Linked DNA regions of Homo sapiens: region 2 is linked to region 1. The links are chromatin loops, found by intact Hi-C in ENCODE. Cell type or tissue: GM12878. All regions are shown on one strand.

What was found. Peaks named below come from ENCODE experiments on the same cell type or tissue, not always from the same donor. Only the 100,000 strongest peaks of a DNase experiment are listed, where the experiment ranks them.
Region 2: a loop joins it to region 1, with 2.9 times the contacts of the local background. A loop is called at or near these places in 2 of 110 quality-filtered maps.

Annotation. Positions count from the first base shown.
Region 1 is chr1:184,978,087-184,986,086 of GRCh38, forward strand. No RefSeq gene overlaps it. Among named protein-coding and RNA genes, the nearest start is that of NIBAN1, 7.6 kb to the left of the region's middle. RefSeq lists a silencer at 4,196-4,315. In GM12878, a CTCF peak has its summit at 4,254 (motif pointing left); a DNase peak (open chromatin) is centred at 4,155.
Region 2 is chr1:184,718,406-184,726,405 of GRCh38, forward strand. It overlaps EDEM3 (ER degradation enhancing alpha-mannosidase like protein 3), which reads right to left. Exons shown (of 20, transcript NM_025191.4): 7 at 7,850-7,984; 8 at 5,346-5,451; 9 at 2,884-2,981; 10 at 1,038-1,163; 11 at 757-840. Among named protein-coding and RNA genes, the nearest start is that of EDEM3, 32 kb to the right of the region's middle. In GM12878, no CTCF peak of the experiment used is centred here; no DNase peak of the experiment used is centred here.

The DNA of each region.
Region 1 (8,000 bases):
TCGGGAGGCTGAGGCAGGAGAATGGCGTGAACCCGGGAGGCGGAGCTTGCAGTGAGCCGAGATCGCGCCACTGCACTCCAGCCTGGGCGACAGAGCGAGACTCCGTCTCAAAAAAAAAAAAAAAAAAAAAAAAAAGCTACCACTGCTGGTGGGAATGTAAATTAGTTTAGCCACTGCGGAAAACAGTTTGGCAATTTCTCAAAGAACTTAGAACTACCATTCAACCCAACAATCCCATTATTGGATATTACCCAAAGGAATATAAATCACTATACCATAAAGACATATACATACATATGTTCATTGCAGTGCTATTCACAATACCAAAGACATGGAATCAACCCAAATGCCCATCAACAGTAGACTAGATAAAGAAAATGCGGTACATATACTCCATGGAAGACTACACAGCCATAAAAAAGAATGAGATCATGTCCTTTGCAACAAAGTGGATGGAGCTGGAGGCAATTATCCTAAGTGAATTAACACAGGAACAGAAAACCAAATGCCACATGTTCTCACTTATAAATGGCAGCTAAACTTTGAGTACACATGGACTTAAAGAAGGGAACAATAGACATCAGGGCCTATTTGAGGGTGGAGGGTGGAAAAAGGGCTAGGATAAAAAAACTACCTATCAGCCAAGCACAGTGGCTCATGCCTGTAATCCTAGCACTTTGGGAGGCCAAGGCAGGAGGATCACTTAAGTCTGGGAGTTCAAGACCAACCTGGGCAACAAAACAAAACCCCATCTCTACAAAAAATACCAAAAAAATTAGCCAGACGAGGTGGCATGTGTCTATTGTTCCAGCTACTCTGGAGGCTGAGGTGGGAGAATCACTTGATACCAGGAGGCAGAGGTTGCAATGAGCTGAGATTGTGCCCCTGCATTCCAGCCTGGGCAACAGAGCAAGACCCTGTCTCAAAAACACAAAACAAAACAAAAAAACTACCAATTGGGTACTATACTTATTACCTAGGTGACAAAATAATATATACACCAAACCCCCACAACAGGTAATTTCTCTACAGAATAAACCTGCACGTGTACCCCTGAAATTAAAATAAAAGTCAAAAAAATAGAATAAAATATTTTTAAAGATGGATTCATATAGCATAGGATTACAGGTTAGCAGGTTTGTAACCTGGCAATTCCAGCTTTGAATTAATTAATAACCATGTGACCTGGTCAAGTTGCTTAACTTACTTGTCTCAGTCTCATCTGTTAAGTGGAGCTAATTACATTTACCTCATGAACTGTTGTCAAAATTAAGTTTGATCAGGTCTATGAATGACTTGACATATTCCCAAGAGCATAGTGAGTGTTCAGTAAAGGGAAGCTAGGATTATTATTATCAAAAAGGGCAAAAGTGAGGAAGGAAAGCAATTTTCTAGAGAAGGTGAAATTTTAATTGGACCTTGAAACTTATTGATGTTACATGAAGAAAGAGCTACGGCTTCCTTTCTTCCTCCAAACAAAGTTCTTTTTCCCCCAGTGGTTTACAGGAAAAATTAAGGAATTCATTATTTTAGTCATAGTATTTAATATTTGCAAATCCTATGTGGGCATCATTTTATTAATCACACACTAAAAATGAGTCTCCAAGCAATTCAATAACTTTATGAACCAGATTCAATTTCACATTATTCAAATCAGCTACTTCAGAAAATTTTCTTTGCAATGTTAGTTTCTGTACTGTATCTGTATTTTGTATTAAAATACTCTTAAGACCATTTCTTTAAGGTAATTATCACACACTAAAATGATTACTTTTTAAACATCTTCACTGAGATATAATTCGTATACCATAAATTCACCCTTTTTGCCAAAGGCTCGAATTAGTTCAGTAGTCATTTAGCATCTTTAAAATGTGTGTGTGTGTGTGTGTGTGTGTGTGTGTGTGTTTTGGATTCCCTTGCACATCATAGAACTATGAAGCCCTTGTTTGCCATGGTCTCATATGAGTTAGTGGAATCTATCTACTTAACTGCCTGCAGAGCAGAGACTATTTCAAACTTCTTTGTAATTCTCCAAGTACCTTATACAGCCTTGTGATATAGCAGTAGAAATTCTGTAATTGATTAATTGATAAGTGCACACGGTAGTTTACATCATTACTAATTTAATCTTCACAAAAACCCACTAAGGCAAGCACTATTATTATCATCACTTCACAGATGAGGAAACCAAGGTTAAGAAGTTTTAGGAATTTATCTAAGATCACCTGTGACCTGGGCTTGTCTGACTTGAGTTCATCCTCTTAACCATAATAATGCTTTTATCTTAAATCTTGATTTTGTTTATTTACGTAAGTAATCCAAGTTTTACTATAAAAAATTAGAAAATATAGATAAATAATAAGAAAAATGGAGAAAAATGTCCAAATCCCAACATCGATATCTTTAGATAGCCCCAATTACCAGTTTGGTGTAAATTCCTACAGATTCACATATAATTATGAATACATGCATAATTATAATTTATAAGTATATATAAACTTACTAGAATTACTTATTCACCAAAATGAGATGTTGCGCTCTATACATTCTTTAATCTGTGTCATAATTTTTCATATGGAATGTTTCCACTTAACTAAATATTTATTTCTAGGTCAATGGTATTTCACTGTATAAATGTAGCTTAATTCATCTACCTACTAACAATGTGTAATTCTCATTTGCATACCCCTATATTACACTGGACATTTTAATATCTTTTAAAATTAGCCTATTATTATTATTATTATTATTAATACTTGTCAATTTGGGTGTCTAAATAGGTGTCATATTCTGTTGCTCAATTTTGAAATTTTTAATGAGGAAGAATATTTTTTCCATGGGCTTTCTGGCCATATGTGTTCCTTCTTTGTGAATTGCCTATTCTTGTACTTCTCCATTTTTCTATTGATTTCTTATCCTTATTGTTATGGAAACATTTTATATCTATATTAGAGACATTAACCCTTTTACTGTAAAACACATTGCAAATTAAACACATTTTTCTTTCGGAAACATATTTCCCTGTGCTCTATATTGGATTTTCTTTTCTGAATATTGACCTAACTGCAGGCAAATTTAAAAATCAGATTTGTCTCTGCCACCTTCTCATCTTTCCTCATTCCCTCTTAGCCTTACGTAATGTCTAAAGAATGCCTAGCCTAATCAATAATATCTCTTATAGGTTGTTGTACCTAGGGTTTTTATACAAAATGGATTAACTTGGAAGTCATTTTACAAATTTTTAAAAAATATATAAATTTGTTTACTTACTAGCTGCCTCAAAAGATGGTTATAATAATCTAATACAATCTGTCTTAGGGGCTCAAAATTTACAGTGGAAAAGACTAGGCTTTAATCCTCATTCTGATACTGGCTTGCCTCATGATCTTGGGAAATAACTTAAATTTTCTAAGCTTCATATTCCTTATCTTCAAAATAGGTATCTGCAAAAATTAGATAAGATCATATGTGTAATATACTTAATACATATGACTATACCTACATATTTATCATTCTCTAAATGAAGCTAATATATAACTAGTGATAAATAAAAAGATACTTTAACTGTTTTATCAGTGCTAGTCTTTTTTATTCATATGCTTGTTATAATACTTTTGTGGCCAGTACATCAAACTCCCCAGGGGCAGGTATTAATACCAATTTTGAAAGGGAAAATGTGTATTACTATGTTTTAATTGTATATGTGAACAACAAAACATAACTGTCTTCATAATACAAACTATAGAAAGCCAAGCTGAATAAAATCTTTTCTAGAGGTAACATGTTGAAGATGGAATCCAATTTCTGCTTATCAATGACTCTTGAAGTTGCAGGAATTCCAGGACTGTGCGGCATTTTTATTGGAAAAAGACAGATATTTTTTAAGTTGAGAAACACTTGCTCAATGTGCTTTTCAAATGTAAGTCATCACAATTATATATAAACCTCTAGTATTTGCATAAGACCATAGACACAGAATACAAGTTCAAGTATTTTAACAGAAACCAGTAAAGGCTTGGAACTAAGGATGACAACTCTAGAACCAAGGAGACGTTTAGATGTGTAGGCACCAGTCTTTCAAATCTGACAAATACCAGACCAGCACAGTTGCCCTTGTGAAAACTGTAGCCATATTACCGCCAAAGATAAACAGATTACATGGGTTCTTCTGAAGTCAAGGCTCTGAAGGACCTTGTATTTGGGGAAGTTAGTTTAGTGTTAGTGCACAAAGGGAAGAGTGCCACCTGCTGGGCCACCGATGATGCTCCCCGTGGGGCCACAGCTACTGGGCAGGGTGGGAAAGAACACTGACTCCGGTCCAAATCAAATTCATTTTGCTACATCTAGATTAGCTTAACAGTCGTTTGGAATTATTCAGCGATTTCTTACAAATATTAATATCCAAGCTTCTTTCTCCTCAGCTAACAAGTGAATCACTCTTTGAGAACAGAACTTTTCCGGCTAAATTTATTTAAGGGGGCTAATTCTAGTATTTTAACATGCAAACTTGTACACATGTGTAAGCTTTGTACCCACAAAATGTGCTCATAACACACATTTTTGACATTAATTATATTTTGTAAAGCACAGGGTTTTTTTCATTCTTTTGACTTAAGAGTCATCGTTCCCTCTTCTCTTTACGGTGCAAAATGCCAGCACAGTAATTCTCTTAGGCAGGTGTCAGTAGTTGCCGAGAATAGGCCAGGGCTCTGATTTCTATTCTATTGTGCTTGAATGGGGAGATGGGAAGAAGTTTTTATTTATTTATTTTTTGAGACAGGGTCTCGCTCTGTCACCCAGGCTGGAGTGCTGTGGCACGATCTCGGCTCATTGCAACCTCCTCCTGGGTTCAAGCAGTTCTCCTGCCTCAGCCTCCCGAGTACCTGGGACTACGAGTGCACACCACTATACTCAGCTAATTTTTGTATTTTTAGTAGAGATGGGGTTTCACTATGTTGGCCAGGCTGGTCTTGAAATCCTGACCTTAAGTGATTCACCTGCTTTGGCCTCCCAAGATGCTGGGATTACAGGCATGAGCCACCGCACCCAGCCGGGAAGAAGTATTGGTGGTGGAACCACAAGGGCGTGTAGGAACAGTGGGACTGATTCGTCAAAGTGGGGTGGGGTATTATGTCACTAATGTTGTTTAGAATTCCTGCACATGGTGATTTAAAAAAATGCAAGCTGAGTTAGTTTTATTATTGCTTTTCAGTGCTCTACAGAGTGTACCCCTTTTTGCCTGAACCAAGGACAGACCACTCCCACAGCATTCCTTCCCATATACCTCTAAATATTTTCACTCACAAATGGTGTAGGGAGTGAGGCAGAGATGTCTCGATTTATATGCCTTGTTTATGGAAGGAATATATGCTCTTCTACATTGGCATGACTTATTGTACCTAATTAAAATTATCTGCATCCATACTGCCTTAAAATCTTTTTCCTATTTTGACATTGTACCAATTATCAATTCATTTGGGTTACAAATTATAAAGCTATCATATTAAATATCTTAAGGTGAATTCATATAATCAGATTGCATGCCTTGTAAAATTTAGCTAAAATCAGCTCATTGCCAGAGTAACAGTATTGAAGGAGAAGAAGGAAAGAGTAATCTAAACATCAAAACACATCATGGTAGTCTATTTCCAAACTAGGTTAATCAGGATCTTGCCCAGGATTTTTCTACTGTAGTTATTGAAGAAAACTGTTGCTTTCCCCTGGGGTCAATAAGTTGGTAGAATAGGAATCTTGAGCCACCAAGTGGACATTTGTCTACCAGAAGGACAGACCTTGATTGAAAGAAAATAATTTTTTGATGATATCTCATTAGTTGAGCCCTGGTTTGCCCAGTTACATGAAACAAATCCTCTCATTGTGTTTGTTAAGCAAGTGTGAATTGGATTTCTGTCTTCCCAACAAAAAGTATTTTGACAAATAGAAGGCTTTAAATATAGTGCTTGTGTGCAAGATTAAAATATTCTGTAGTTATACTATATCCTTTTATATAAATGATAAAAGCAAATATAAGCAGATCATTTTCTATGAGTGATTTGCAGCACATGCCAACAAATGGCAGTTGCCACAATATATAACAATTTACTTTTCTCATTCATTTGTTATTCTCTATAGTCAGTTTTGAAACTGATTTATTTTCATTCTAGACATTTCATTAATTATTGACTACACATATACACTAATTCCAATTTATATTTAAAAGCAGCTGGCTGAAATCTTGGCAAGAGAATTAGCAGTGATTCCACGCCTCATGATCTGAATATATGTAAATATAGTCCGACCTTACTCCCATTTTATTCATTTTTTAAAAAACTAGATTCATAAAATTCTAACTTCTAGTTCAAGTCATGCTGCAATTAAATTAGGAAACATGGCAGACTTTGGGTTAGAACTAAATCAGATTGGCAGAAATTTTGCAACCTTAACGGCCATGTTTTACATACTGTTATTGAAGTTACAGCCATGTAAATTATATGATTTAATCTTAGAATTCTTGGAAATTACCGTTAATTTATAATAACTTTAATTTAGAGAGAGCACAGTGTAGATAAATTAAACAATATTGAGACAGCTATCATGAAAGTATCAGTAGAAAACGAGCTGGAGAACAAGGACAGTGTCAACTTTCTGGGTTTTCAATGGGATTTTTTGTTTGGTTTTGTTGTTTGTCGGGGAGTTTTTGTTTGTGTGTTTGTTTAGTTTTGGTTTTTTGAGACAGATGCACTATGATCTTTATTGCCATGGCTTGGTATCCACTGACTGGAATAGCACCAGGCTTATGGTCAGTGCTCAATAAAGGTTTATTGAACGAATGAGTGTTCTATAACAGACGCAAATCTGGTGCAACATGAGTTTTTCTGTTATTGCTGTAGGTAATAAAACATGGCCATTGTGTACTAAACCAGAAGGAATTTTCAGGTGTCCCTTTTTCAAGCTTCCTCATCCTAATAGTAAAGGAACTGAGACCAGAAAAGGTAAAGTGACTGCCCAAAACAGAGAAAGGAATAGTAAATCAATTAACAAACATTTATCAAATAGTGTATACTATTTCAGATAATGAGGACACAGCAGAGCACAAGGCAGTTAAAGTCTCTGCCTTCAAGGAGTTTATATTCCAGTGGCAAAAGTGATGAACATGTAAATGAATAAGATAATTGCAGGCCCTGATAAAATGATGCTACAAAAATACTAATACAGAATATTGGGATGGAGAATGATGGAGGGTGGAGAGAAACACAATTGACTTAGATTACTCAGAACTGGATGCTGTAAAGACTCTCATAGGGTTGCTGAGGCCTGAATGACAAGGAGACAGCCATGCAAAGGTATGGAGGAAGGGTATTGGAAATGCAAGTACGAAGGGTCTGAGATGGAAACAAGCTTGATGTGTTTCATGAAAATAAAACAGCCATAGTGTTTCAACCAGAATGAGGAGGAGAAGAAAATGAACAGAGACAAGGTTAGCTGGGCCAACACCAAACCCTGTAGAACACTGTGTATCCGGAAAATTAGTTGTGGGTTTTTACAGGGTGTGATGAGACACTGTTCAAAAGGTTTTGAGGAAAGGAGTCATATTACCTAATTTTCACTTTAGAAAAATCACTCAGGCTACTGTGTGGAGAATGGACTTGGATAAGGGAAGAGATGACGCCATGAGACTAATTAGAAGACTGCCCCAGTAATCCAGGCTGAATGATTGTCACTTGGACTAGGATTGACAGTAGAGAGGGCGAGCAGTAGCTGGACTCAAGACATTTGTAAGTACCTATAGGACTTACTGCTAGATGCATTTGGGCAAATGAAGATGCCATTTACAGTGATGGAGAAGACTCTGGAAAATGAATTGGGAGAATGGGGAAATGATTAGCTCTGCTTTGGACATGTCAAGTCTGAAATTTTTTTTAATCAACTTTGTCAGGTTTAATAAGCCTGAAATTTTTATTAAACATTCAAGTGGAAATGCTAAAACGTAGTTGGATAGA
Region 2 (8,000 bases), 260 kb before region 1:
GATATGAATTTTCTACAATGCACAGTCCTACTCACCCGAAGGCTAATAAAACTATACTTTCCAAAACAAACACTTTAGGAACCCTTCTAAGTTGGTAGAATGCTTAGATATCTCACAGAGGGTAGTCAATAAGCGGGGATAGAACAAGGCCATACACACATTTGGAAATTTTTAACGGTACATTTCTGGGAAGCCAAAAAGTATGCTATTAAAATCTTGTCATATTAAGCTAGCAAGAATATTTATTACTAATATGATGTATAAAAATCAGGAAGAATAATTCTCAATCAGCATGAGGAAGAGATGGCATTCTATACATTTCCAGAGGGCATGTGTGAACAACAAAAGTATATCTAATATATACTGTTTTCATAAGACAAGCTTTAGAAAATAAAAAGTGACAAAATCTCCCTAGCTGGTAGGTACATACAAGAGTTAGAATGAGAGAATATTACAATGGCATAAGTTAGGAAGAGTTGAGAAGAACTAAGCTGGGAATTTTTTTACATAAAATTTTAAAAATGTCAGCATTACCCTAAATCAGACTTCTCTTAACACACAAAGAAAAGCAAAAACATATATAATACTGTACAAACCAAAAATAAACTATTTAATAGGAAAAAAATAAAAAGAACCAACAAGCCTTGAAGATGACATTTTCTACCTTTATATTAGCAACTTATAGTGTATATGTGTACGTGTGTGTGTGTGTGTGTTTGTGTGTGTGTAAGATTATTCCAAAAATTATTTGCTTACCTCTGGTAGAAAATTGTGTTTTTTAATCACCTGATATAACATTTCATGAGTTTCAATAGCAGGTCTAATATCCCCCTTTAACACCTAGAAATCAACAACAATAAAATTACCTAATAAAATATGAGCTGATTTTATCTCTAATCATTACATAAACAGAAAAATGTATACAAATACAATTCTGAACTGCAACTATGTTTTGTAGTTCAGTTTTAAAGATCAAAAATGCGCCTAATTAACATCATCATCTTACATTCATATTAAGAAGACAGAATTCTTTATACCTGCAAGCCTGGGAAGAAGGCAAGCAAAGCATCCATCCAAGTCCGAGCATTCAGCATTGGTTTGTGGATATGCACATCAAGTAGAAGAGGTGGCTGGCTAATATACCTCATTATGGCATCATAGTGCTAAAAGATCACAACATGTGTTCATGAAAGTTAGATGAAAAAAGAGGTACTACTCTAAACACATTAAATAGCACTGTGAATAAATTAAACTAGAATTTATATATAAATTCACTAAATAACTACCAATTTATATAAATATTTAAGTTATTTTAGATGGAGATCTTTCTAAAATATATATGTACTCCTTTATGTCCTCTAACTCACATGCAGACTATTAAAGACTATCTGTAATATAGGACCTTCTGAGAAAAATGGAACTGAACATCTCTATGCCCTGTGGCGTTAGCCCGTGGTTGGTATGACTTTGCGGCCCACTGATGCTCATAGGTCCCCTTGTAATATAGCTATCAGCTTCTGTATTACAGAATTTGCTTTTTCCTGTATCTTGGAAGTTTGATCCCTTCTCGGCTAACAATATTTTGGTGCTCACTACTATCTAAACTAATGCAGCTAATCACTGCTGCCACTCTTATGGTTTGCTATCTCAGCTTATTATGGTCTTAGAAAACTCTTTTTCCCTTCTTTTGTCTTCTTCTCCTAGATATTTCTCAGCTTTGACAAAAGGTTGAGTTGTGATAACAAGCCAACAAAAATAGTTATTTGTCCCCATTTACCTCAAGAAATTCTTGTTATAATCTAATAAACAATCTATGTGATAATTTTAGAAAGTATTCAATTAATGACTTATTAACTTTTACTAATTTTTTTTTTGCAAATTTACCTATTATTTAATCACTATTATTGAATATTGGCCATAGGTTAAAGGCACTGCTCTAATCACTTTGAATGCATAAACTCAATCCTCCCAATAACCCTATAAATAGTACTAGTACTCCCATTCTGTAGATGAGAAACAGAGGCAAATAATATTAGTTACTTGCCCAAAGTCACAAAACCCGTAGGTGGTACAATCAGAATTTAAACCAGTACATCTCCCATACTTTTTTTTTTTTTTTTTTGAGACGGAGTTTCGCTCTGTCGCCCAGGCTGGAGTGCAGTGGCGCGATCTCGACTCACTGCAAGCTCCGCCTCCCGGGTTCACGCCATTCTCCTCCATACTTTTAATCACCATGTCATACTGTCTCATACATACAACATGGATGAACTGATAGGTGAGCAAGGAAATGGTAGATTAGTTTAAAAAGAATATAGTGATATAACTGATGAGTTTGCTATATTCATTTCAGTTTGCTTCAGTTAAAAAGGTGATTCAATTGGGTTCAATAATCCTCCCACTTTTCCCAAAAAAACATGCTTGTGGTTCTGAACCAGTCTTAAGACTTGCTTTTGAAATGAATACTCACTAGTTTCTCCAGGTCTTCAAAGCCCTGTATCCTTGGTGTAATCAAAGACTAAGCCAAACTTCCAAGATTTCAAAAAGAATTGAAATACAAAGGAAAAAGCTAACTAGTAACATATTTCAATAATTCTTATCCTTGTACAAACAAGATTAGGTAAAACTCAAATCTATTACATCTCTTATTGGCAGATCTGCAAAGTTTCTGATAAAAGGTGAAAATAAAACTACTTTATCAACTGATTTTTTGGAATGTATATCACTTTTTACGCTGTCCCTGTTCAACATCATCAGGAAATACTGACACAAAACCACTACACATTTTAAAAATTATTTTTACAATGTCATTCAGGTAATGGAGTTTCTATAAAAATCTGGACTCAAATGAAGTTGATTATAAAATATAAAATTGTATCAACTTACTGTGTTAAATCTTTCCAGAAAACTGTCATCTCCAAGCAAGACATAGGCTTTCAACAGATATTCATAATATGAATCAATCCCTGCTCCAACTCCACTATCTATGGAAACACAAATGTGATTTTTCATTAAATTTTTTTAAAACCGTTAAATTTTTTTAAAAAAATAGCACTCCTTAGATTAGCATTAAATTAACATTGTGCATATATATGACTACACCAGTTTAGATTTGCCCTGGAACAGATAATTATATTTAAAATAAATAATTTGCTAACTAGTTCATAGTTTAATTAGCTCTTAGTTTCACTAGGTGGAAAATAAGCATCTTGTGTTCTTTAAGAAATTGGTATGTATAAATGAATAGTAAATTCACTTAAATCTTGAGGAAATCTAAAGATGAAGTCTCTTGTTTTGCTTTTTCCTAAAAAGGAAAAAAGAACCAAAGTCAAGAAAAATTAAAGAACAATAATAATATCTACTCTTAAAAAGAAGAAATGTTATCTAACACAAAAATGAAACCTATAGATTCAAAAAAACACCTATTTTACTGTCTTAACCAGTAAAAAAAAAATGATAGGCAGGTGGAGTCTAGACCACTTAGAACTGAACCAACTCTAGACAAAAATGAAGATGGTACAATGCTATGACTGCAAGGAAATGATTTTAAAAATTTCACAGTTTTCATGTTTGTAGCAATATGTTGATGCACAAAATATCAAAAATACAAGTCTGGATTTTTCCTCTTAGGTTTATAATACACTATCAAACTTCTATTTAATGCATTTGTATTTGCATTATAAATGCATTAAGCCTTCTCTGTTTATGTGTATGCTATACAAGCACATACATGCTGGTACGTTACCATGAAAATAATAGTTCTCATCTCAAACTAGTGACTCGTCTTTTTACCCATATTTATATACATTTCATTTCTATTGTAAGACACAACATTTTTCTAGTGGTACATTTAAATCAACATATTATGTTATTTTAAATCTTCATTTTTAAATGAGTCTTTTTAGTGTTATGACATAATGGATTTAATTTAACAGCTGAAGTATGATATGGTAACCACACTGTACTATTTAATTCACAGATGTAGGAAAATATTTGATTTTTAAACTATAACCAAGATGAGACCAGACAGTTATAAGCAGTGAAATACTAGAAAACAGTGAATGAATACACAAGATGACTTTTCATCAGTGGCCATTCAATATTTTGCTTTTAGGAACTTGGAAGAAATTGTCTTGAGTTTCAAATGTTCTGGTAAATCTAGTCATTTCTTAGCTTCCTCAGTATCACCCTGAATTACTGAAATAACTGACTGTGAAGAGTCAAAAGTTCTTTTCTGTCATTTAGATGACACAGAAAAATTTTATACAATACTGAATAAAGGTAATAATTTTAATATGTTTGAATTAATAATTTTATAATTTTTATTTATTTAAATATAGGCAGTTACCATTTATTTTACATATAAACAAGATAAGCTTTTTAGAAATAGAGAAAATGTATAAAAAAGATGCTTTCATTAAGAATATTCTAATTTATTTCCATTCATCTATGCTTATCAGGGTGTTTTATAAAGATAAAATCACAGTTCTTTGTACAATTCAATATCCTGTTTGTTCATATAACATTGTTACATGTTCCTTCCCATGCTCCTGATTTATTTTAATAACAATATTCCAACGCTGATGTAAAATAATTTTCTTAGCTTTTTTTACTGATGGTTAGACTGTTTCCCAATTTTCTGCTATTTATAAATAATTGCATGGGAACATCTTGGGAACAAATAATTTTCTATGTTTTGTATTATTCCTCAGACTAGATTCCCAGAAGTAAAATTATTAATCAAAAGGACTAACATCTCGTTACTGGGCACTTACTTCATAGTAAGTGTAGTACATGCCCGGCACTGTTCTAAGCACTTTACTTTGGTTAACTCATTTAATCCTCATACAGAACAACTAATTACTATTAATATGCCCACTTTACAGATATGGAATAGAGAGGCACACAGAGGTTAAATAAGTTTCCCAAGATCACATAGCTTGAATCCAACAACATGACCCCAGAGTCTATGCTCTTAGCTACTATATTTCTGGAGGTAGGAGAAAAAAAGAATTTATTAAACCCATATTCTTACTAAACCACACCTTGACGTGAGATGGCTGCAGAAATCTGGTTCTCTAGTTTTCAAATAAATTATAGCGTTTCATCTACACCCTATACCTATAATGCTATATCCATTAAGAAATAGAATACTAAATCATGTAGAAGAAGTGTGTCACATTTGGCATCAAAAAAGAAAATCTGGCTAAATTAATTAAAATTCCAGCAATCTTGTGAGAACCTATGCTTTATAGTATCCCAAAGATTATTTTAACAAATGAAAATTCTTTATTTCCCAACCATTTTGAGGATGCAAAGGCTTGATTTAAAAAGCCTAACTTACATACCTTTTCGTACCCAATCTCCAGTATGAATATTTATAGTCACGCCCACTAAATTACTACTTCGCTGTCTTTTTTCCCAGAGAAAATCAAGAGCTTTTCTGGCATATTCCTGTAATTTAAAAAAAAAAAAAAAAAAAAGAAGTGCATATTTGAAGAACTAAGTCTCTTTGGCAAATAGGAAACTAACAAACAAAACTCAAAGGCCGATAGGATATTTTAAGAATTAGGTTAAATTTCTAAGATAACTATTTATAAACAAATTTCCTTAAAACTCAAAGCTTGGCTCTTTTTCAACCAATCAGTGTAGTTAGGAAAGACTCTGAATACACTATTCAGAGGAAGGCTCACTTTGATGGCTCACTTTCATCTACTCTTTTTGTTTTTTCTTCATTTCATCTACTCTTGTAGCACAAGTTCATATTCACACACATGTATTATTAAATTATATTAATTGCTTACATAATTGATATACTTGTTAAAGTAATTTCTACCACTTAAAGGCAAAGTAAAAATCTCCCTAGATACTCTTATTTAGAAAACTGGAAGAGAATTTCAAAGGTAGTATGCTATCTTTGAAAGTCATTTCAGATCCTACTTTTTAAATGGTAAGCAAGTTCATTAGTAAAAAGCTATTAAATCAATTAGGCTACCAAATATTTGATAACAACAAACTTGTAACCTTATGACATGTTTGTCTTTTTCTCATTTATTTTATCTACTAGACACTAAATAAAATGAGTTGTGAACAAATTTTTGGCTTTGGATGAAAAGATGTTACAAAATATAAATGCAAAGGGCAAGTACAGGCAGGTTTCTAAATTAATTTCAGAGCATGAACCTATTTAGCACTGCAGAAGGACTTCTATAAAAGAAAAAGTCATTAAACCCATTTGTCACTTGGCAGATTACAGAGTGTAAAATAGTTATAATTCTTTACTCAAACTATGCTGATTTCTCTTAAACACAAAGCAGGTTATAATTTTAATTAAATGGCAGAATTTCAGAGCCAGGAAACTTCAAAAAGATTTCCCTAGTCTTATTTTACAGCTAAGAAAACAGGCCTAGTGAAATTCAAGATTAGCTAGAGTTTAAAATTGAATTACAGGACAAAAAAATAATATGAGAATTCAGATCTCTTTATATATATTAGACCAAGGGTCAGCAAACCTTTTCGGACAAGAACCAGGTATTTTAAGCGCTATGGGTCACACAGTAAATGGCACAATTACTCAACTCTGTCACTGTAGCACCAAAGTAGGCACAGATAAAAACAAACAATTGAGCATGGCTGTGTTCCAATAAAGCTTTATTTATAAAAACAGGCAGTGGCTGCACTTTGCTCACAGACTGCAGTTTGCCAACCCTGTATTATATCAATGCTTTGTCAACTGCATCTTCTCTGACAACAAATTACTGCGTATTCAAGAATTTTTTTTTTTAAATCATGACTTTCAACAGATTTATTAATAAACACAAAATAGCCCACTGGAAAGAGTATGGGTTTCAAATTCAGAAAGACATGGATTCTAATTCCAACTCCATGCATCATCTACCAGCTGTGCAGGTCTGTCATACTCTTTGAGCCTTATTTTCCTCACCTGTAACTGCATCAATATCTGAGAGTGTAGTTATTAAAGTATGCAAAAGTGTCCACACTTTTTAATGAAGGGAAAATATTAGTGAACAAGATATAGAGCAAAACCTTAAGTTTAAAAGATTAACCAACCAAACATGATAAATCTGTCCTTGAGACATTTGAACATACAGACATACATTCAAAGGCATACATACATACAAAGTCAATTTGTTTTCTTTACATTCAGATCTAGTATCTGTAATGCTACTATACAGTCCCTATTTCTGCTTGTTCTGTTTGCCATTTGTTGAATTTTTAAACATTAACCTAAGTCATATGCTTGAAAAAGAGGGTGCTTTGTGTTACCACTGCACTCCAATGACATGCTTAAATAATTAGATTTTTTTAATGAGAGACATAGCTAGCCCACAACTATGTGGGGATATTAAGTCTTTTGGATAATGAATAACATTTCCCTTGCAGTAAACAAATTTACAGATTACAGTCTCAATCAAGACTTAAGAACAAAAATTTCACTGTGTTTTAGAAGATTAGTGAAGGTTTCAGAACTTTCAGAAGTGCAATATGGAAGTCTAACAAATAAAACACAGGGACATAGTATTTCGTAAGACATTTATGATATCAAGGAGACATCAAATTCATTTAAGTAATATGGCTAAAAAAATTTCTAAGACTAAACCTAAACATATACTTCATAGTTGGTGAACAAAATGCAAAGTTGGATTTAACATAGCTCTCTCACAATGTTCTAGGTTTTTGACAATTAAAAACCATGTAAAGGAATTTAGACAAAAAGTTCACTAAAATAACAGTAATTCTCCAACTAATAATCCTAATATTTAACCAATGAAGAAGATATAAAGGTAGTTATGCCCAATACCCAGGATATCAAAGACCGTAAAAAGCAAACCTCAAATATTGTTGCTCCTGTGAATCGACTTAAAGCAGCAAATTCAAGGATCAAGGTACCTGCACAAGCTGTACAGGTATCTGTCTCAGTTCCTGTCCGAGCTTCTGGTTTTCTGATGCCAAACTTTAAATTAATCTGAATACAATTAGAA